Regions from separate parts of the Mus musculus genome. Here all the other regions are linked to region 1. Evidence: chromatin loops called from intact Hi-C (ENCODE). Cell type or tissue: left cerebral cortex. All regions are shown on one strand.

Region 1 (8,000 bases):
AGACAAGTTCATGCCAGACTGTTGGAAATGGACCATCTATAATCAAGGCTAATTAGGGGATCTGGACTTTTGGAGTATATTTGATTTCTGGTCTGCCAAAACACTGTGTTTTTCAGCTGGACCTATCTATTCCTTTATTTCTTATCTTTCCTATCAGGCTCAGAAATCCCCCTTATCACTTTGGAAGGCCAAGAGTGAGCCAGAGACATCAGATGTGGACAAAGTGGACGACATCAGGAAGGTAAACAATCACTCTGAGCAGTTGTGGCTTCTGGAACTGATACATTAATCATTATCTGCTTCAGATGTAGGATGCCCCTAAATAATGTATGTATCCTTGGGATATTGCATTCATATTAGACTGGCATTACAGGCTTCTGCAAAATCATGTTAGTTATCCTAAAATGAGAAAAATCCACACCAACAATGACAATTCCATACCCACTGAGCACTTGTTGATTTATCTTGGAAATTTATTTAGAGATATTACATTTCCATCTCATCTTCCCAAAACAAATCATTCACAGAAAATGAAGTGTTCATTCATCTCTCAGCTTCTAGAGAATACATTACATGGGAAGGTCAATTAAGAAGACTGAAATAAAAACCAACCTAACAGTGAACCTTCACTATAATTTTATATAAGGTTGTTTTAGGCTATTGAAAAAAACTGATTTTTATCTCAATTTACTTTGTCACCCAGAAGGTCTTTCTTCCACCAGGAAAAGCAACAGATGAAAATAAAATGGGTCAAATATGAGGAACAACCCAACATCCTTCAGGTACTAAGGTTTTCCAAAGCTGGTCATGGGATATATTTTTTCATACCATGAAAAGTCTTTTCACTTCATATTGTTAAGGCCAATCTTCTCATCCTCATTGTTTGTTAAAAGAACTGAATTGTGTGAGAGAGATGAAGTTACCTATTTCTGGATTTACTTTGAATATTTTTGAATCTTCAATATTCAACATTTTGTCTAGTTTTGAATAACTACTTTCCCCCGTGTTTTTGATTTTGTACTACTTGAAATTATGGGAAAACAACAAATACCATCTTCCTAACTCTAAAAGACAAAACCCAAGGGCCTTATTTTAACATCTATATAAAGAAACACAGATAATAGTACATTTAGAAAAGTCAATGTTATAGGTGTTGGAAAATGTTCTCTTTCAGAATGGCTTTCTTGACAAAGTGATTGAGCTGAAAATTGAAGCCTTGAGGAACTACCAGAAGACCAATGACTTTAAATCATCACTGTACCTACAACACAATTTTGAGACAAAGCAAGGAGCTTTGAATCTTCTGAGGCCTCAAGGTGGGTAGAGTACCATAGGTACATAGTTTGAGGTTTTCTTTTGTTTGTTAACACTTAAGGTCCCATTGCTTAGCAGTGAGAGTCACAGTGTCTGGCACACAATCTAAGTTCAATGTGGTCTAAATGAAAATTTTCACTATTATTATTACTAATAGTGGTATTCAAGAGCTATTGCACTGAGGTAAAGAATCTCTGTGGAAGAAATTACGTTCTCCTTTGTAAAGATAAAGTAATACTATATCCTTGGGCTATGTAGACAATAATATTTGACACTCAGAAAACTTAGTTTCTTTTCCATCTTTACCCCTGCCCTGAGAACTAGGGTTGATCTTATACAGCACATTGGAAGAGTCTGCTGCTTCTGAGCTGAAGGCATAGGAGACAGACAGTTGGAAAGGGCTCTGAGCTCACTAATTCAGATCGTTTTCTGGGAATGCCATTGATTTCCCCTAAAGACTTTATGATATCATAGAAAAATCATAGTCATAAAAAGTAACGGAAAGGTTATGATGGGCAGGGAAAGGATTCTTAAACGTTCAAGAATCTATTAATCTGAAGTCTATATTTTAAAAAGGGACATGCTGTAGAAATCCTAATCCAAGAATGGCAATGTCCTGCCAGTATCAGTAACTCTGTATGTGATCACTTCTTGATCTTAGTCCATAAAGAGCTTGAATGTCTTATAAACATTGCACACAACACATATGACCAAATAAACAGATGAGCAAGCCAAAGAAAATGGAAAATAAGTTGGTCAAGAGTATGATAATGTATGACAGAAGGGCTATTTAGTGGAGGTAGGCTATAAATGTATTTCTAGAATTCACCAGAAACTCTGGATTGTCAGTGTTCACAGTGACCACAAACCATTTAGTTAGGACAAATATAAATGCTCATGTTACTGAGGTCTAGGAGTGAGTTCTCCCCACCCCCAGGCCTTCAGAACGGGACAGAACTTCACTATGGAATTACCATAGTCAATATCTTCAATATTTCCAGAATATCTAAATTCCCTAGACTTTCTTATCTGTTCCTTGACACAATATGCAAACAAGTCATTATTATAAAAAATATTCAATAAGATGGAGAGACTTAGAATAACTTGGTCCAGGCATACAGCATTCAATCTTCGTTAATAGATAAAATTAGGAAAATTGAGGGAAAACTGGATCATCAACATATACTCAGGCAGAATTCCACACATATTTTCTTTCCACCTATATTTTGAAAAGAATTGGACAGCAGGAAGTTGGAAAGGAAGAGCCTGGAGACAATAAGTCATTCATATACAAAAGTTAAAAGACAAAGACATAGTATGAGAAAAACAGAAAGCTGTTTTATGTCACTGAAAATTAGCCAAAGTTCATCTCAAGGGAGCCATAGAGTAAGGAAACAGTTCTTTAAATTCCAGACTTTAAATTAAAGCCAGCCCCTCATTAGTGATTGAGCTCCATTTGCATGCCTCAGGAGACTCCCCTACACACAAAGAGCACTGAATCAGGCTGAACTGCGGCAGCCCACAGGTCCATGTTTTCCTCCCCTTTTTTTCACTCCTAGCAAACAAAGTGATAGGTTTCTATAGTGCTCAGCTACTACACGTTACCACAGTGACCGGCTGGCGCGATCCACAGATCCTGTGTTTTACTGGCTGCATCTATGCTTACACATACTCAAAATCTTTTCGTTTATTTGAGTCCAAATGGATCTGAAACCCAACAGTCACAGATTTTGTTATGTTGACTTATTGATAAGCTCTAGTTTTATTGTTATTATTATTATTTACAAAACACATGCTAGTTCTTACCATGGGTGTGCTGGTAGTTTTTTTGACAATTTGATATATAGGGTTATCTGGGAGAAGGAAGTCTCAACTGAGGAAAATGTTTCCCTCAGATTGGCCCATAGACACATCTTTTAGGGGTATTTTCTTGATTAATGGTTGGTTTTGGAGGGCCGTCTTCTGTGGACAGTGCTACCCCTGGGCCGGTAGTCTTGGGTTATAAGAGAGAGTGGGCTGAGCAAGCCAGTAAGCAATTTTCTTCCATGGTTTTGGCTTTAATTTCCAGCTCCAAGTTCCTGCCTTGAACTCCTGCTCTGATGTCCCTTCATGATGAACAGTCACTGGGACATGTAAGCCAAATAAACCCTTTCTTCCCTAAGTTGCTTTTGGTTGGAATGGTTTTCTCAGAACAGAAAAGAAGCTAAAACAATGGGAGAATTGTTAAATTACAGTGTTGTCAACAGCGGGGGGACTAGTGTAGCAGTAATATTTCCCAACCTCTTTAGGCTGCTGTTTATTAGTAATTCATTTTTGCTACTCAGGCTATCTTTATTTACATTCACACATTTATTGAAAACAAAAGCAATTAAAAACAAAACATAAAAGGATCTCGTTCTATAGCCTAAGCTGGCCTGGAGCTGACTATGTAGCTCATCCTGACCTCAAACTTCCAGTGATCCTTCTACTTCAGCCTCCTGGGTATCAGCATCACAAGCTACCTACCATGCTCAGCCACAGTTTTCACAAGTAAATTTAATAATAATGAGATAGAAAAATTAACTCTAGAAAGATGGTCAAGCCTGAGGCATGTTTTACCACTCTCGGAAAGTATAACTAACAGGAGGATTCTCTTTAAACTTTCTCCTTGGCTCTATCAAGTACAAAGCATTGGAAAAGGTGATGACTGAGCTGGGTGCTGGAGCACTCGCTATAGTCCCAGCATGCAGGGCAGAAGGCAGAGTAGTGCGAGGGCATCCTGGGTCGAGCGTTCAACTCAAAATAATTTTCCACTGTGATTTACAGGTTTTAAAGCCATGTTATAACATCTCTTAAATTCACTATAGGTGTCACTTAAAATTATTACAAGCTAGAGAAAGCACCCAAGGAGCTGAAGGGGTCTGCAATCCTATAGGTGGAACAACAATATGAACTAATCAGTAGCCCCAGAGCTCGTGTCTCTAGTTGCATATGTAGCAGAAGATGGCCTAGTTGGCCATCACTGGGAAGAGAGGTCCCTCGGCATTGCAAACTTTATATGCTCCAGTACAGGGGAACGCCAGGGCCAAGAAGTGGGAGTGGGTGGGTAGGGGAGCAGGGTGGGGGGAAGGTATAGGGAACTTTCGGGATAGCATTTGAAATGTAAGTGAAGAAAATATCTAATAAAAAAACCTAAAATTATTTCAATATCAAACCTTGAGAAGTTTTAATTCAATGAGAAAAGCCATGGCTCTAGAGTCAGATATATGTGTTGTAGCCCCTACACAACATAGGCAAGTTATTTGATTTTATTTTTTCTGTACCTAATATTTATAGCTACCACAGGTAGCAGGGCACTTTAACAGCCTCTCACTTCGTGCAACCCTTATAACGGCTCTGTAAGGTCTGCAATACAGAACAAGAAGCAAACTCAGAAAACCACAGTTAAAGCTCCGGTTCTGGACTGAATGACACAATGGTGGTATTAAAGTTGGATTTCTTATGTCTCTTCCATTCCTAAAAATTATGATGGGAACCCAAACTTAACTATATCGCGTCAACCTGAATTTGAGCACCAAGATCAAATTCAAGCTGTTTTTAGATATTTACAAATGGGTTGGGAGGCCTGTAATTATGTACTTAGCCCGGTAGGTGGCACCAACCACATCTAAGCCAAGTCCATAAGGAATGGTAACTCAGGAAACGTGAAATGCTGTAGGAGACTCGGCTTTCTGTTACCCCTAGGACAAAATGTGCCACACATTTATAAACCAAATGAAAAATGAAGAAAACAGCCTATTGATGTTTTGTGTCATGCTATATGGCATCAAGATGTATTACTGGCAGCCTTGATTAAACATTAAACATGGTGTTCTGCTGTACAGCTCTTAACCATTATTATTCTCCTTGCTTAACTAGTTCACCCCATTCTGAACAAAGAAACAAAAAATGAAAGCAACTGCCTACTTCCTCCATAATTCTTATCTAACACGTTTTCTCTCTACTACAAATAAGTTAGGCAATTAGGGCAGCAAAGGGAAAGGGCTGGGCTATTACACAAGCACTATTTGAAGGCTGAGCACTCAATAGCCCTTTTGGACGGTGTTCTGGTTCCTCTAGTTTCAAAAGAATTGCATTGCTTAAGCTTGGCTTAGAGGAAAGTGGCAAGAGATCCTGGGCACACCTCTTTCCCAAATCAGGCAAATACAGGTCCTTCCATTTCAGGTATTTCCAGATAGAAGGAAGTTTTCCTCCATGCTCTTGGCCCAAAATCCCTTGTCTCCTGTTGTGCTGTCTGGCTAAGGTAATGGTGCCTTCTATTTTGTTGGCAAATAATAGAGATGTTGTTACAGTTCAAGCAATCACTATTTGGGGAATTCCCTGAGGCCTGGGACTCACCATTACCAGTATCAGTCTTTGCTTCAGGCATCTGATGTACAAGAAATCGTTTCTGCTGTTCACACTCCGGGATAAGCCTTTGCTTCCCCCACCTCACAGAGATATAGCATATTTGAGAGCGTTTACTTAGAATTTGGCTCAGGGTTTGCGTCAGCTCTCCTTGCTTATGTCAGCCTACTTAAGACTGCAGCTTGTGACCTTCATTAATCACCTATCACAGAGAGCACTAAGCAATCTCTAAATTCAGATGATTTGTCTTCGGCAATAATCTTCAGTAATAATGTAATTGTGATATGATACTTGATTTTGACCACCCCTCCCCCATATCCCAGGCTCTTAGCATTTCTTTGAGCTCTCTGAGAAGATACAGAAAGTTCTCCTTAGAAGAACCCGAAGGCTGGATATTGTGCTACTGAAGCCCAGGGAAGTGGAAAATGAATATTCCTGGGAACCTATTTTCTCACTAATCCTCTGTCCTGAAAGCAAGTTATTCCTCTCACCTCTCACCTTTCCTTCTTTAATTTCTCTTCCTGATGGCTAAAATTTTGGGAGGCAGAGGCAGAAACCACAACTAGCTCAAATCTGGATCTTTCACCAAAGTACTGCTCTTTAAAAAGTCTATAAACTTTGAGGCAACCTGAAGCCTTTAAACATTAAAGTAGTGTTTGTGGTATTAACAGATGATGAAACTAATTTGTCATATTTTTATTTGTTTTTCCACAAAATCTTACAGAAGTTCAGACAGAAAGAATAAAGTTAGTTCTTTTTCCCTAAACATGAATTCAGTAAAAAATTTAAAAAGTAAACTGCATCCTCATTAAGACAGTGTTAATGGGTGACAATGACTCCACCTGTTCACACCAAGTGTTTAGGAGAGGAAGGAGCAGGATGCCAGAAGTGGGGGCTCCATTTTCTTTTTTAAAGACAGATTTTAATTTCAGCCAAGCAATGAATAATTATTATTGTTTGCTTTTCAGATTTCACATGGAACATGAACTAAAAATTACTACTGTGTGCTAAAATTCAAATTTAACAGGATTCCTTTCGATTAGACCTAACCTAGAAATGCTTGCTATGAAACACCCTACAATTTTCTTTCTCTCCTCCTGTTTCACAGCCCGTATATTACGCATCCTGCCTCTTCTCTCGCTTGCTGAGCCCCCACCTTTACACCTTGGCATTTCTTACTACACGGCTGTTTTGTCGAATATATGCTTGCATAGTGTACCTATATGGAGTTGGTTTATCATCTAGCTTCTTTCAAATGTTCGAAATTCATTTCTGCAGGCTCTCAAAATGTTTAATTTTTTTTTGGGGGGGGGGAGGTTTGGTTTTTTTTTTTTTTTTTTTTTTGGTTTTCCGAGACAGGGTTTCTCTGTGTAGCCCTGGCTGTCCTGGAACTCACTCTGTAGACCAGGCTGGCCTCGAACTCAGAAGTCTGCCTGCCTCTACCTCCCAAGTGCTGGGATTAAAGGCGTGCGCCACCACTGCCCGGCTTAAAAAATTTTATTTATATGTAATTCTGAAATGAGTTTTTCTGCTATAGAACAAAGGGCTGTCAATAGAAAAAAAAAGGTCTACCACTACAAATTTAATTTTTTCCCTAATTTTCTAAAACAACAATTTGACACCTCCTATCAAAGCAATTATTAGTCTTACAGTTATACAATTAAATAATGCCATGATGAATGTTAATAGACCTCATTTTCCAAATCTTTTCCTTCAGGTAAAATGGGTGCTACAACTATGGAGAGAGCAACAATCAACAGAAATGAACATGATACGGTGAGAGAATAACTTTCAAAACAACAAAACCACTCCAATTTTAAAAAGCTTAGATAATGGGTATAGATCTTTGCAAAACATTTGTTTATACATTTATGGATCTGCTTTGGCCATGTTGAGAATCCAACCCATGGCCTTGTGCATGGCAGTCAAGAGCTCTATTGTAAGCAACAATCCCAGCACTGCAATGCATTTACTATGCATTATAACTTATGATTGTTTAGAGTTGCAAACACCTGTTTTAACTTTCCCCTCTCTTCTTGTTCTTCTTCTATTTTAAAGAGAATCCCAGGATCAAAGAACTACGTAGAACAACAAGGAGGAACTAGAGAAAAGTCAGTATGATGATGTAGGACAGAGGCTCTTTTTTCTGAAGTCAATGCCAGATGAAGCTCTGAAGGTTTAGAAGGCTTTCCCTACTTTTGCTTTGGACATATTTGAAGACTAGGTACAGCCTTTCTGTTCACTAAAATCTCTCAAACCTTTATATTAGGTCTGTCCTTCCATTCTACCACCAAACTGGG
Region 2 (8,000 bases), 630 kb after region 1:
ATCTTTAATCAATTTGAAATACCATTGTTTTAGTAATAGATATAGTGTTTATAACTATTTTTGATTGATCAATAGGAAAACTGTGGTGTGCAAAGAAGAATAAAAAGAAGAGGAAAAAGGTTTTATATAATGCCAATAAAAATGATGGTAAGTTCTAATCTCACAAATAGCAGTTGTATTTATGACATTTGTAATATTGTTTCCTGTAAAGTTTTTTTCTATTCAAGTTGTTTGCAAAATTATTACTTGCCTCTAACAATTTTTTTTTATTAATCATTTTATTTGTTTACATTTCAAATGTTATCCCTCTTCCCAGTCTCCCTTCCACAACCTTACCCCACTTCACCTCCCTCCCCTTTGCCTCTAAGAGGGCGCTCCCATTCCAGCCTCATCCCCTTCTCTGGGGCATCAAGCCAAGTGCCTCCCCGCCCACTGATGCCTGATGAGGCAGTCCTCTGCTACATATGTAGCAGGAGCCATGGACCAGTCCATGTATCCTCTTTGGTGGGTAGTTTAGTCCCTGGGAGCTCTGAGGGGCCTGGGTAGTTGATACTGTTGTTCTTCTTATGTGGTTGCCATCCCCTTCAGCTCCTTCAGCCCTTCCCCTATACTCTTTCATTGGGGTCCCTGGGCTCAGTCCATTGGGTGGCTGTATCTGCATCAGTCTTAGTTGCTGGCAGAGCCGCTTAGAGGACAGCCATACCAGGCTCCTGTCTGCAAGCACATCTTGGTATCAGCAGTAGTGTCAGGATTTGGTGTCTGCAAATGGAATGGATTGTACATTGGGCCGTCTCTGGATGGCCTTTTCTTCAGCCTCTGCTCCATTTTTGTTCCTGCATTTCCTTTAGACAGGGACAATTCTGGGTTAAATTTTTAATGGGTAGGTGGCCCCATCCAACTACTGGAGGTTCCTTCAGGTTCTGTCTCCCTGCTGTTGGGTATTTCAGCTAACAATTTTTACACACACACAAATGTGTTTGAGGTAAAATGAATAATTTGTAAATATAGTATCTTAAGTCAGAGAAGCAGGTCATTCTACAAAACATATTATTTACTGGCTGAGACAGGCACACAGGAATATTTATTTTATATTGACAGATTGCTAAGATTAAAAAGTTTTAAAGTCTTAACATCTCTGGGCTTATGTTCTTGGGACAGCAGTGTGCTGCACCTGGCTGACAGCTGTTGCCCTGATTGATTCACTTACAATCTAGTTGGGTATCAGCACCACTTACCGCTTTTTAAATTCAGTCATATTTTCTGGGTGCATTACCTTCTTGATTGATCTTCATTGCATTTGAATTTCTTAGCTCTGCTTTGGTACACATTAGAAAGGTCAGGTTAAAGTCAGAAGTACTACTGTTTAAAAGTCTGCAAGGCATATTTCTTAGGAATGTGAAGCATTTATGTGTAAAAATTAGTCCTGGTTCTTCCTCATGCTCCCAGAAATAAAACTCAGACTCAAAATATATTTACCAATATCTTGGCCATATAACTAGGCTCTTCTTTGACTAGGTCATGATTTAAAATAACCCATTTATTCTAATCTCCATTCTGCCACATGGCTAGTTACCTGTGCTTAGGTAGCACATATCTGTCTTGTCACATCTTCCTGAGTGAATCTCCTATACCTGGCACTTTCCCAGAATTCTCTCTGCCTCCTGGATGTCCTGACCTTCCTGCCTAAGCCACAGGCTTTTTAAGTAACAGGTGATGCATTCATAAAATAGACAAGATATTCTCTCTGCATTTATATGCAGCATAAATTAAACTAATAAAGAAAATTTTATTACTAGATATTCTTTTTGTTTGTTTTTTAAGATGGGGTTTTTCTATGTAGCTCCATATGTATACTAGATATTCTATACACTATTGAATCTAAATTGAATCAGCTTTAATAATTGCTTTCTAAGGCAAGCATTCTTTATGCCTGGCATGTTATGTAACTAAGAAGATCAGTTAGTTTTTTTTTTGTTTTTTTTTTTTTTTCTTTTTTTTTTTTTTTTATTAGGTATTTAGCTCATTTACATTTCCAATGCTATACCAAAAGTCCCCCTTACCCACCCACCCCCACTCCCCTACCCACCCACTCCCCCCCTTTGGCCCTGGCGTTCCCCTGTACCGGGGCACACAAAGTCTGCGTGTCCAATGGGCCTCTCTTTCCAGTGATGGCCGACTAGGCCATCTTTTGATACATATGCAGCTAGAGTCAAGAGCTCAGGGGTACTGGTTAGTTCATAATGTTGTTCCACCTATAGGGTTGAAGATCCCTTTAGCTCCTTGGGTACAAGATCAGTTAGTTTTTAATCTTACTAGCTAAAGCTGTGATTAATATCGTTATTTGCTAGTACAATGCAGAACTAAGTCTGGAGATGAGCCCTGTTTTCCTTGTTTTCTTTCTGTCTCCACTCCCAATCTCTCTGTGTGCTGAGAAATGAATCCAGGGCTTCATGCATGAGAGGCAAGTGTTGCACTACTGAGCCACAACCTAGCACCTCTTGCTTCATTTCTTGAAACAAACTCAAATTGATGAAGCCAACTCTGAAAGCTCCTATACTGTAGAATACTTGCCAGAGCTGAATGGGATGAGTAAGTGAGGAAATCAGAATGCTACCAGTGTGACCGTGCATGTTTGAAAACGCTCAGAAGAAAGAACGTGACTTTGAGAAAGGAAGCAATTGTCTATGTTGCTTAAAGTACCAGCTGTGCCCCATGGCAATGTGTGCTCTCACCTCACAGTAATTTTCTTGAAGTTGCAGACTAATAGATTCAAAATAGATATTCAAGTATCTGCTTAAATTGTTATAGGTAATCGAACAGTTGAGTTAAAATGTAAACAAATACAGCCTGAGCTCCTACTCTAGGCTGGGCACTAGCAAGACTAAAAGGTTACCCTCCGTCATGGAACTGACTGGTGCCTCTTCCTAGGACATGCCAGACTACCAATTGCTTGCGCTTGCTCAGATTGGATGGCTTTGGCTTCATCTGTATCTTGGGCTTTAGTTACTTTTGTTACTCTACTCCTTGGATTAAAGGGTGGATATCACAAGTGTGACTTATTTTTAAGTTACGGAAATCCAGCCAAGCGCTCTAGCATGCTCACGTATACTACTTGTAACCACTGTGTGCACATCCATACTTGCTTTCCATTATATCTGATCCTAAAAATAACTCTTTTAGCTGGGGTCTTTATGAAAATGAAGTCTCTGGCAGTCTCCTGTGTTACAGTATTCTCTGCAAACTAATTATTTTTAAATTAGGCATAATGGCTTAAATACCTGTAATCCCAGTACTTGGGAGCTGAGACAGGAGGATCACTACAAGTTAGAGGCTGGCCTGGCTACAGAGCAAGCTCCTACCTCAAAAATACACAATACCAGCAAAACTTCACTATTTTATGTAAAAGTACATCTTCATGACATGACATTAATTGTATCTGAAAGTCTTAACTCTTTCTTTTTCCAAAGATTATGACAATGAAGAGATCTTAACGTATGAGGAAATGTCACTTTATCACCAGCCAGCAAATAGGAAAAGACCTATCATCTTGATCGGTCCACAGAACTGTGGCCAGAATGAACTGCGCCAGAGACTAATGAATAAGGAAAAAGACCGCTTTGCATCTGCCGTTCCTCGTAAGTTTGGATACACTCCCATTTTCCTGTGCTTTTCTCAGAATCTTAACTACACAGGAAAATGTTCATTTTATTCAGTGTCGACAAAAGGAAATTTGTTTAGCCAAACTTGTTGGCAAATTTTTATTAAAGGCAGTTCTTGAGGAATTTACATTTTTCCTAAGTATATGGCACTAAGGGATTTTCTAAGTAAATTATATTTTGGCTCCTTTCCCTATTACAAAGGAAAAACAATTCCTGATTTTTTTAAAACTGATATTGAAGATAGAAATTTAGAACTAATTTCTGGAAAGAGCTTTAAGATTACATGTTAAGTTTACCTACTCTAACAGAAATAACTTTTAAGGAACGATGACTTGGCAGGGTTTTACCGTATAAACAAACTGGATCAAGGTAACTACAGTTAACTATTAAAACACTATAGATGGGCTGGCGAGATGGCTCAGCAGTTAAGAGCACTGACTGCCCTTCCAGAGGTCCTGAGTTCAATTCCCAGCAACCACATGGTGGCTCACAACCATCTGTAATGGGATCCGATGCCTTCTTCTGGTGTGTCTGAAGACAGTGTACAGTGTACTCATATAAATAAAAATAAATAAATCTTAAAAAAAAAAACCACCATAGACATTTTTTTCATGATTTCATAAGAACAGTAGTAAACACACAGGCCCTTAACATTTCCTCAATTCATTATTTCATAATTTGTGTTATAAAATAAAAAATCTTACTGGGTTGATTATCCCTCTTCTCCACACTGATCTATGTTTATTATTATTATTATTATTATTATATTTATTACTAAGGATTTATTTTATTTTTATTAATATGTGTGTTGGGGAGCATTTTAGTGCACTTGCCTGTGAAGATCGTTCCACATACCCTGGAGCTGGAGTTACAGGCAGGTGTAGGCTCCCTGCTGTGAGTGGTAGGACCTGAACTCAGATCTTCTAGAAAGACCAGTACATGATCTTAACCACTGATCATCCCTCCCACCCACTGTGTTTATTATTTTATCTGAATTTGTCTGCTTAGATACAACTCGGAATAGGCGAGACCATGAAGTAGCTGGGAGAGATTACCACTTTGTTTCTCGGCAAGCATTTGAAGCAGACATAGCAGCTGGCAAGTTCATTGAACATGGTGAATTTGAGAAAAATCTGTATGGAACCAGCATAGACTCTGTACGACAAGTAATCAACTCTGGCAAGATATGTCTCTTAAGTCTTCGCACACAGGTACACCTAGAATTGTGTTGTAGGGTGTTCAACTTGGAGGGCATATTTCGTAAAGTAATCCAGTGAAAACTGTTTGCCTTAAGCATGACACAGATTACTTAAGTCCTCGTGTGATTTTCTACTCACTTTTAAACTCAAATGTGTAGCTGAATCTCTCACTTTCAACATGAATATATTTTAGGGACTTAAAATACAGTTAACTCCTGTACTGACCGTACTTAAAAAGGCTTCAGAAAATACTGTTTCTGATCTGAGAAAAATTAGAGAATTTGAAAGGTGTTCTTCGGTTTGAAAGGCCATTGTTTGAAGGGCTCACAAGTGTCACAGTGAAGGCTCAGTGTTGTCTGAGTAATAGAACTTGGATTCACCTCTTTGACGGAGTAAGCCAGACAAAATTACTAACCAATAGAGTCCTATTTTAAAAGATGCTTGATGAGATTTGAGGTTTGAAAAATGACATTTGCTGTGGAAACCTTTTGCTTTTTATAAACAATTCATCTTTAACATAGAACTTTGATGAATGTGCTGGGTCTGTTGCTGATGGCAATTCAAACCACAAAATCAAGGATGCATTGAGTCAATGTACACAGACAGAAATGGACTCTAAAATGGCTTGCTAAAATAGCAATTCTTCTTTTTGTTTGTTTGTTTGCTTTGTTTGGCTTGGGGTTTCTAGAGAGCAGAGGCAGAGGTTTGTGCTATTTCAACCATTAACATTTAATGTAAGGAAACTTTTATTTCTTTCAGAATTCTTTCTTTAGATTAACAAATATTACCACAAGGCTTCAAGTAGTTTAGCATGTTAATGTTTCTTCATTTAGGAAAGGGCATGTATATAATGGGTTGTTGGAGCACTTCAGTTTGAGAATGCACATTAGTAATGCAGAGACAGGACAGTGTGAGTCCATAGCTCTTAATGCATACAGTCTGTGTTCTCGTGGATATGTTTGGCTTCTATATGGGAAGTTTTTCTCTCTGGTTTTGCTTTTTATTATCTTCACCTAGAAAGGCAACTGCCTGGATTCTAATTCCTCAAAAATGACTTGTACTGTGATTTTATAATGCATGTGATTTATTATCACACAGTTGTAATCCTTCAGAGTCTTTTACCTGTATTTCAGCACTAGAACACTAGGCTAATGTAATATATGTGAATTTATATTTAAATACATTTACAGTGAATGAAGATACTATGAATTATTTATGATGAAATGCTTGGAAATATTTATAGACACCTTAGCAATCTATGTTATTGAGAAGTAGTTCAATGATAGCAATAATTTCAACAACCTAAATATCCTTGTTACAGTCCTTGAAGACCCTCCGGAATTCAGATTTGAAACCATATATCATCTTCATTGCACCACCTTCACAAGAGAGACTTCGGGCGTTGTTAGCCAAGGAAGGCAAGAACCCAAAGGTAAACTTGTCACAGTGCTGGGTCGTCACTTTTATCAAGCAAGACTCCACCCTCACCTCAGCTGCTGGAGCTTCAAAGCTCTTACAGCATCAGCTGTCAAGCTGATGATTCTTTCTGTCACTTGTCCCCAAACTGCCACAGCTACAGCTGGCTGAACCATGGCAGCTTTCCCTATTACAGAGCTGCTCCCGTCTTCCCCAAACACCTCTTACTGCTAACCTCAGATCTATGAGTCCCTCCTGAACGCCTTAAAACCCCTTTAATCTCCATACACACCTGACAGGACTGCCTCCTCCCTACTCCAAAGGTCTCAGCAAACTTTTCTCGTTAGCTGATCACATTTGCAGAGTTCCAGAATTGAGTGCTTCTTTTCCACACAAACCTTGTTTTCTCTTCTCTTTGTTTTCCCACATGATCTGGAACAGAAATGGGGGTGGGGCGGAGTGTTTAAATTATTTTAGATATTTACTGGATGTGTTGATGGAGACCATGTTATACATATGGGTTTCATCTGCATTTTCCTGAAAATAATGAAAATCTTTTCATGTGAGCATTTGAGCATATTCCTCTGTGCAGGCCTCAAGCCCTGTTATTTTAAAGTTAGATGCTTATATATTTTTTCATTGTGTGTATGTATGTGTACATTTGTGTAGGTAGGTGCATGTGTGCCATGATGTGAATGTCAAGGTCGGAGGTCAACTTTTAAGCATTGGTTCTCCTTCCATCTTTACGTGGGTCCCAGGAATTGAATTAGATCAGAAGGCTTGCAGAGCAAGCACTTCTACCCACTGAGCTGTTTGGTAGCCCCTTGATACATGTGTATATTGCAGTTACTTTCTCCAGATCTCAGTTTGCTTTTTGTTTTGGTTTTTTTTTTCTTTGTTTTTAAGATATATAGCCTGAAGCTTGCTGTGTAGACCAGAGTGGCCTTGAACTCATAGAGATCCACCTCCTTACATCTCAGTGTTGGGCTTGAAGTCATACATAACCACTCCCAGCGGTCTTTTTTTTTTTTTAACTGCATCCTTTGGTAGTGAGAAATAAGTTTTTGTTTGGTTTGCTTTAGTTTGGATGTAAGGCAGGATCTTGCTATGTAGCTCAGGATGATAGAAAACTGTCAATCCTCCTGCCTTTCCCTGACTCCCAAGTGCTGGGCATATACCCATGTGCCATAAAACCCTGCCAGAGAAATGTTTAATTTTAATGAAGTTAACTTTTTCACTTGCTTATGGCTAATGAACTTTATACATGTCTAAAAAATTATAAAGTCATTATCCTGTGCTTTCTTAAATATTGTATTTTATTGTATTGTGCTTGTGTATTTTGGTTAAATTATTCATAGTCTTAGTGTGATGTGAAAGGAAGTTTTGTTTTTGAAATAATATGGTTACCAAATTGTTCCAACAATCTTTGTTGAAAAGTCTGACTTTTTTGTTGGCACAGTACATACAGTTTGTATGATGGTTGGGGTATACGTGTGCCATAGCACACATGTCAAAGTCTCATTTACTGCTGAGTCACTTACTGTGTTGGCACTTTTATTTCTGGATTCTATTTAGCACTTAGACTGATTCCATACTGTTTTGATTTCTGTAACTTTATTACATCTTGAAAAACAGTCAATAAATAAGAATGAAGTGCCAATGCTTAATACAACAAGGGGCAAACCTAAAAATACTAGATGCTATTTGAAAAACCTCAGACTCAATA
Region 3 (8,000 bases), 890 kb after region 1:
CTCCCCACAGTCTATCACAGTCTCAACAATGTTTAAAAATCCAAAGTTCAAAGTCTTTTCTGAGATTCATGCAATCTCCTAAATGTAATCCCCTATAAAATCAAAATCAAAATGAAGATCACATACTTCCAACATCACAGGTTATACAGTACCATTCCAAAATGTCATAGTGAGGAAATATTAGACCAAAGCAAGACCAAAACCCAGCTTGGCAAACTCCAAACTCTGTATCTCTATGTCTGGTATCCAGGTCCTTTCAGCTTTGTTGACTGCAACACAATTCTTTCTCTTGGGTTGGTCCCATTCCCTATTAGCAGCTTTCCTCAGCAGGTATTCCACGGCTCTGGCATCTCTATCATGCTGGGGTCTCCAAGGCAACTTCAACTCCTTAGTTTCTTGTTCCAGTGTCCGGGATCTACACATGATCTTCTGGGCTCCTCCAAAATGCTTGAGTCATGTCTCCAGCTCTGTCCTCTGTAGCACTCTAGGCTCTGGATGACTGCACTACACTGCTGCTGCTGTTCTTGATGGTCATCTCATAGTACTGGCATCTCCAATACTTTGGGGTCTTATGCTTTAACTAGGCTGCACTTTCATCAATAGCCTCTCAAAGGCTCTCTTCATGGTGCCAAGCCTCAACTTCTTTGCATGACCTCTTTGGTCCTTGACCTGCCCCTGAGACTGTACCTTCAACAATGGCCTTTCTGGCCATTCACAGTGCCAAGCCTCAGCCAGTCCATGATCCCCTTATGCCTTCAAAATGAGAGATCTTTTTTTAAAGAGTGTTACCTCCTTCCAGTCTAGTAAGGCTGGCTGTGACCATCAGCTGCTTAAACAGAGCCACCTGCTGTGCTGCTCCTTTGATGTGCCACTACCTGCCTGAGGCCCAACCTGCCTGAGGCTGAACCGGTTCTCTTCCAAGATTTTCCTGAGTTAGCACCGAAATCTTCTGAGTTCCCACTAAAAGGCTGACCTATCTACTTCAAAGAAACTTTGCATGGCTAGATGGGCCTCCCCTCTTCTTTATAAAGCGTGTTTGCTGACATTAAAATTGAACCTTGATCAGAATGACTGTCTTGGTTTCATATTTCTCTCGAGGTGCCTAGCTCCCTCTTCTCTTCCAGATTCCAAAATGCCTTCCCAGAACAGAACCCAGACATGTGAACCGCTGGCCGGACACAACAAAGATTTATTTATCTTATATTTGTATGAGTTCATAGTAGTGGTCTTCAGACACAGATTAGAAAAATGCATCAGTTCCCATTACAGATGGTTGTGAGCCACTATGTGGTTGCTGGGAATTGAACTCAGGACCACTGGCAGAACAGTCAGTGCCCTTAACTGCTGAGCCATCTCTCCAGCCCCACAACTAGGTGATTCTTACACATTATCAAGTCCAGCTACCAGCACAAAGTACAACCTTGGCTATCTCTGGAACACAGCTTCTTTGTGCTCTCAGAAAACACTTTTCAGAAGATTTCACCTCAATGATTCTGGTCTCTATTTAATCACTGCTAATTTTTAAGTTTCAGCTAGCCAGCATCAGTTGTCCCAGTAACTCCTTCTATTCTTGACTCTAAAGCCAAAGCCACATGACAGAAGCTGTCAAGTTCTGCTGCTTGCTGGGACTGGAACTTGGCCCCTTGGTTCAATTACATCTTCACCAGCTTTCTGTTTTCCATGGTTTCTTTCATTGCCTAAGCTTGACTGTCCTTAAACTTGCTCTGTGGACTGACCTTGAACTCAAGAGATCTGCCCTCCTCTGTCTTCTGAGTGCTAGGATTAAAGGCATGCACCACCACACCTGGACGTAAGCTTTTCTTTAATTCCTTTTTACAAGATCTTTATAAGCATGGCTACTATGCCTCAAGATCCAGATCAAAGTCTGTGTCTTCTAGCCTCAAGATCTGGATCCCAGGTGTGCCCTCCATTCCAGATATAGTCAAGTTGACAACTGAGAATAGCCATCACAATCTATCCCTTGTGAATTTGACACACAATTATATCTCCTTATGTCCAAATGAAAGCAATAACCAACCAGGTCATAATAACTCCTAACATGATATAACTATCCTTCGTTCAACTGTAAGTTTAAACAGTAAGTCTAGCTGGGTGGGACCTTGCACTCCCTTAATAACATTTAATATCTTTGAACACAGGATTTAGCTTCATTCTACGTCCTGGTGCCCCTTTAATCTTTGAACCACACATTTTGTACCTTTCCTTTCTTAGTTTGCTACATCTGATCAAAAGGCTCTTTATAAGAGCGAACTACAGGACAGAGTCTATGGTATGGTGTTTTGAGATTTCCTTTGTCAATACAATTAATCTAGATCTCTTTTGCCTCAGGCAGACTCTCCAGACAAGGGCAAAAAGCAACTCCATTTTCACCAAATTATCACAAGAACAGCCTCTAGGCCACATACTAAAATTTTTTACCTCTGAAACCTCTTGAGCCAGGCTCCCACAGTTAAAATCACCCTCAGCACCGCTGCCCTCCATGCTTCTAACAGTATGGCCCATTAAGCTCCACTTAAAGCATTACACTGCTTTCCAAAATCCACATTCCTCCAAACAAAAGCATGCTCAAGCCTATCGTAGCAATATCCCACTCAGGAAGCAAAGGCAGACAGATCTCTGTGGGTTCGAGGACATCCTTGTTTACACATTGACTTCCAGGACAGCGAGGACCACACAGTGAGACCCTGCCTCACACAAAACAAACAAATGAAAACAGTGGATGTCAGAGAGATGGCTCAGCCTGAGCAAAAGCATGAGGACCAGAATCCAGATCCACCGCTTGCTGGGTGGGCTTGAGGGTCCACCTATAATTCCAGAAGGCCAGAGGCCAGGAATCTCTAGAGCAAACTAGCTACCTACATATTCACATTGGTGAGCTCCAGGCCCAAGTGGGAGGTCCTTTGTCAATATATTAGATGGAAAGCAATTGACAAAAGCACTTAACATTAACATGGGGATTCTACACACACACATGCACACATGCCTGCTTACCTACAAACACACTTACATATACACAAACAAATATACCACACACTTGGTATCGAAGATGGCCAGGGGTGAGAAGAGGAAAAACCAAGTACAGAAGGTAGAGCTCTTTTCCATGGAGTCACAACCCCACCTTGTGGCCTTCTACAATAGTGACACTTGATAGTTTTAATTCAAGGAACATCATCTGGCTTTTGTGTGGAAGGATTCTCTCTCCTTGTAATATATGATGTTTTTAACTTTTATACACCAAAGTGCTAGGTTTGCTTTTGGTCTCTTTGTGGTTTTGGTTGGTAGGTTGCTTTTGTGGTGCTGGGAGTTGAACTCAGGGATTTGTGCATGCGAAGTGAGTTATCTACAGCTCCAGCCCTAACTACAAGCTTTTAAACCTCATAAACCAAAGTTATGGGAGAGTTTATTTAAAAAAAAAAAAGAACCTCGCCAGGCTTGGTGGCTCCCACCTGAAATCCCAGCACTAGGGAGATGGAGGCTGTCAGGATCATGAGTTCAAGGCCAGTCTGAACTATGTAGTGAGACTGTCTCAAAAAATAAAAGCCCAAACAGACAAAAGAAAAAGTGGGTCTAAACCTAAGAGACAAGTAGATTCAGTTAGATCAGAACACGTTTGTTACCTCGCTTATAATCACAGCCGGTGCCACAACAGGCCAGGTTCGGCCATTCACCGTCTATGAGACAATTAAAGAGCCAAATGAGTGCCGAAAAGCAAAAAGAGGAGATTTGTTACATATGGCCCTATTGGAAAGAGGGACAAAGAGAACCAGTGACACCACCCCCCTAATGCCCCCCCACCCCCCCCCAATCCATCTTCATGGTCCCAACGTGAAAGTGAAGCTTAGGGAGAGGGCAGGGCATACATTACCATGTAGTCTGGCCAAGGTGTGGTCCCCCAGCCACCACAGTCTCAGGTCCAGGTCTCTCCTGCAAGGTCATCAGACAACTTGTAAATCTTTCTCTCGGTGACAAATTCCGTCCTCTGGTTTCCATCAGGGCTTCTACGTTTTCTTCCAGCAAAAGATGCCTGGGGAAATTCTTAGTTCTTAGAGGTCCGTGTTTCAAAAGCTTGGCAATGAAAGAAAGGAGCGTGTGTGTCTCTTTAGAGCATTCATTCCCACCAGACAGGCTGCTGACACCTTTCAGCTCAATTTTGTGAGCTCATCCTGCAGCCTGGCTGGTCTGGAACTCGCTCTGCAGATCAGGCAGGCCTCAGACTCACAGAGATTCCCCTGCCCTGCTCCCCAAGTGCTGAACCAAGCCCACAGAAAGTTAGACTTTGTTTTTCAGTTTTGGTTTGCAGTTCTGGCTGATCTCACCATATAGAACAGGCTGGTCTCAAACTCACAGCGATCTGCCTGCCTCTGAGTGCTAGGGTTAAATCGCGAGCCACTATGCGTGGCGTTGAATTCTGAATACCAGTTTCTCTCTATCTCAAAGCATGTTTGAGTCACCTGAAGAACTTCAGATACCTGGGTCCACCTCACCATTAAAATGAAAAAGATTTGGACATAAGTATTTTCTAAAACTTCCAAGTTCTAATTAAGGAGCTGCCAGGGTTGAGCTATGTCAGGGGCAAGTTTTTTCATTGGCCATCCTCAGTATTTAGACTCTAGAGGGTAGAAGCCTGAGAGTTAACTGACCACAGAGAGAATAACACTGGGAAGAGTTATTTACACTCTGAGGATTGTTCTGTTGTGGAGTGTCCACCAGAGAAGACTTCTGGGACACAGGCTTAAGTCAATAGAAAGTTTTTATTAGCTGGCGACTACATTGAATGTTCAGGATTCCAGCCTGAGACTTTCTTAGGGTGAGTTTTTTGTTTGTTTTGTTCTTTTGGTTTTTTTTTTTTTTTTTAGATTTATTTATTATTATATGTAAGTACACTGTAGCTGTCTTCAGACACTCCAGAAGAGGGAGTCAGATCTCATTACGGATGGTTGTGAGCCACCATGTGGTTGCTGGGATTTGAACTCTGGACCTTCAGAAGAGCAGTCGTGTGCTCTTACCCACTGAGCCATCTCACCAGCCCTAGGGTGAGCTTTTAAATACAAAAACCATATCCTGAGGTGACATACTTCAGTTATTAAAAACAGCCACAAAACAGGACTGCGGAAGCCAAAAGCAAGGTTAGTACACTTAGAGACTTTGACAGATTAGGTCTTTGTTTTCATTTTGGCAGATAGTGCAGTCTACTGGCTGGATTTGATGGACTGAATAGTATTCTCATCATACAGTCAGTTGTACTAAGGTCTGGTGGCTTATTACAGCTCAGTCATGAATGGCTTTCTGAATAGCCAGGTGAAAGGATAGCTATAATGACAGAGGAGTGGGGCATTCTGCACGTGAGTGAAAAACCACTGCAAGGTTCTCTGGAGCTTTTTGGTGCAAATAAATAAATAAAAACAAAATTAGTTCTTTCTGGTGCTGAGTCAATCTTTCCCTAGTCGAGAAATTTCTCCTTTTTGTGTTGTGTGCATGAGTGATTGCCTGCATGTATGTATGTGTACCATGTACATGCCTGATGTCTCTGGAGGTCAGAGAAGGTGTTGGGGCCCCTGGAACTCAAGGTGTAAATGTTTGTGAAGCAAGCACCCTGTGGTGCCGGAGACCTAATGAAGAGCAGGACATGTCCTTAACCACAGTTGCTGCTAGGTTCAGAATGGAGATGCTACAGAGCCCAAGGGTCAGTGACTGATGATGGACCATTTCTTTTAGTCCTCCTTCCTTTCAGATTTATTTATTTTTATTTTTATGTGTATAAGTGGTCTTATATTTGCTTCGTTCCCAATGAGATCAGAGGATCCCCTAGAACTGGAATTACAAACTGTCATGGGTACTGGGAACTGAACCCAGGTCCTCTGCAAGAGCAACCAGTGGATTCAGTCATTTCTAAAATCAATAAGCCTGGGGCCTGTTTCTTCTGCCATACTCTCCAAACACAAAGCACACCTGTGCCTAAATGCAGCAGTGTGGGACAAGGACTCTCTCTCATACCATTAAACGATTTAGCTCTGATATTATCCAGAAGTATGAAATCTCAGAAGTTGGCAATGATGGTACACACCTTTAATTCCAGCACTTGGGAGGTGGAGACAGGCAGATCTTTGTGAGTTCAAGGCCAGAGTAGTCTACAGAACAAATTCCAGGACATCCAGGACTACACCGAGAAACCCTGTTTCAACCAGCCACTCCGCACACCACAGGGGGGAAAAAGTTCCCAGAAGTAGAGAACTTAGTTCTACAGGAGTACCTCAGGCTTAAAGTTCCAGAGACAAGCCTGGGGATAGCAGAGAGAAGTGCCCTCCTGTTGGGAATTGGTTCTAATACACTTTTTTTGGCTCCCAAAAGCCACGCTTTCAGTTCAGAGGGTCCCCGCCCCCAGCTGTCTTCGACTGATAATAAAGAATTGCTGTACTGTCAATGGCTGGGCAGGGAGACAGGGCAGGACTTTTAGATTGCTTGGACAAGGGATGGAGGGGGGGGGGGGAAGAGGAGAATCACTGTGACTCAGAGGCAGAGGGATCAGATTTAAGAGCTGCAGGAGAGAAACCATCCAGTAATATAGGTGGACGGGAATGCAGTGCTGCCTAGAAGGCAATAGGGCAGCAAAAATAAACGAGAGATTTAGAAGGTGTTAAGCCAGGATTACTGAAGGGAAGTGTGTGCTAGCTGCGGGGAGGTTTAGAAGTGTCCAGGCGTTGAGCTACTCAAGGCATATCAAAATTATCTGGCTAGCTGTCGTATGTGTGTCTTTCATTTGAGAATCCAGAGAGCTCTTGGGCAAGTACAGCTTGCTTGAGTGATCCTCCAGGAGCCAAGCAGTTTAACTAATTCACCGAGACACCCTCCTGCCTCCAGCCCTGCTGCCCTCCCACCTCTCTCCTCCCTTCTGCTTCTCATGATAGAGCCCTGGCAATGGACTGTGTTCAGTGCCATGCTAGTTTTGGCTGTCAGAATGCACTGGACAACGAGCACATCTTTCAGCCCCAGTAAGGCATGGAGATATTTCACCACTTTGAAACTGTACAGTGACAAGATGTTCCTGGGAGAGATCTGCCCGTGAAGCCAGAATGAGATATTCTCAGATGTGGTGAGAAATTCTACTGGATGTCAGCACAACCCGTATTAGCAGCACAAAGACTAAAACCCATGAGTGGACAGGAAAATCATCCTTACTTCTGTGTTGTATTCTTTTTAAAAGCAAACAAATGTATTTTTACCTGGTAATTGTTTGTACTTTGATACCAGTATCTTCTTAATCTTTTTTTTTTTTGTCCTTTTGCTAGTATTCCTATGATAGCCTTTCTCTCTCTCTCTCTCTCTCTCTCTCTCTCTCTCTCTCTCTCTCTCTCTCTCTCTTTCTTTCTTTCTTTCTTTCTTTCTTTCTTTCTTTCTTCATTCTTTTGTTTTCCAAGACAGGGTTTCTCTATGTAGCCCTAGTTGTCCTGGAACTCACTTTGTAGACCAGACTGGCCTCAAACTCAGAAATCCTCCTGCCTCTGCCTCCCGAGTGCTGGGATTAAAGGCGTGTGTGCCACCTCGCCTAGCCTGGAACTTGTTCTTAAGACCAGGCTGACCTCGAACTCACCTGCTTCCGCCTCCTGAGTGCGGGGATCAGAGGTGTGGGCACCACTCTGAAAGTTTTTCTCACTGGAACTTGGAGTACATAGTTGCCTTCTATTTTTAAAATGCTAGGTCACTGGTTGAACTTCACTGCTCTTGCTATTGTGTGGTGTATCCAATTGCCTGGATACACTTCTATTCTGCAACATTTTCTGACTAAACCCCTGTGGACTGTGCTTCCTAATGTAGACCCCAGGTCCCCCTGTTGCCCTTTCAGTCTTTCCTTCTAACCCATCTCCATTCTTCTGTGACACCAGCTGATGCACAGAGAGAGAGAGAGACACTCTCTACCAGGGATCCCACAGCCACCAATCACTCTTGGCTAGAATCTTGAGTGAGTAACAGCAACCAAAGAA

Evidence for each region. Peaks named below come from ENCODE experiments on the same cell type or tissue, not always from the same donor. Only the 100,000 strongest peaks of a DNase experiment are listed, where the experiment ranks them.
Region 2: it touches region 1 in a loop (2.8-fold over the local background); 8 of 42 quality-filtered maps call a loop at or near these places.
Region 3: a loop joins it to region 1, with 3 times the contacts of the local background. A loop is called at or near these places in 7 of 42 quality-filtered maps.

What each region holds. Positions count from the first base shown.
Region 1 is chr12:78,201,065-78,209,064 of GRCm38, forward strand. Gm6657 (predicted gene 6657) reads left to right here. Exons shown (of 9, transcript NM_001374218.1): 5 at 158-241; 6 at 723-782; 7 at 1,175-1,316; 8 at 7,418-7,476; 9 at 7,759-7,963. The coding sequence ends at 7,821. Among named protein-coding and RNA genes, the nearest start is that of Gm6657, 8.0 kb to the left of the region's middle. In left cerebral cortex, a CTCF peak has its summit at 4,937 (motif pointing right); DNase peaks (open chromatin) are centred at 4,950 and 5,351; H3K4me3 peaks cover 274 bases; H3K27ac peaks cover 275 bases.
Region 2 is chr12:78,826,186-78,834,185 of GRCm38, forward strand. It overlaps Mpp5 (membrane protein, palmitoylated 5 (MAGUK p55 subfamily member 5)), which reads left to right. Exons shown (of 15, transcript NM_019579.3): 11 at 76-147; 12 at 3,468-3,635; 13 at 4,668-4,870; 14 at 6,180-6,290. Among named protein-coding and RNA genes, the nearest start is that of Atp6v1d, 31 kb to the right of the region's middle. In left cerebral cortex, no CTCF peak of the experiment used is centred here; a DNase peak (open chromatin) is centred at 3,627.
Region 3 is chr12:79,094,451-79,102,450 of GRCm38, forward strand. 9230116L04Rik (RIKEN cDNA 9230116L04 gene) reads right to left here. Exons shown (of 3, transcript NR_110486.1): 2 at 3,887-4,045. Among named protein-coding and RNA genes, the nearest start is that of 9230116L04Rik, 5.5 kb to the right of the region's middle. In left cerebral cortex, a CTCF peak has its summit at 3,141 (motif pointing left); a DNase peak (open chromatin) is centred at 3,124.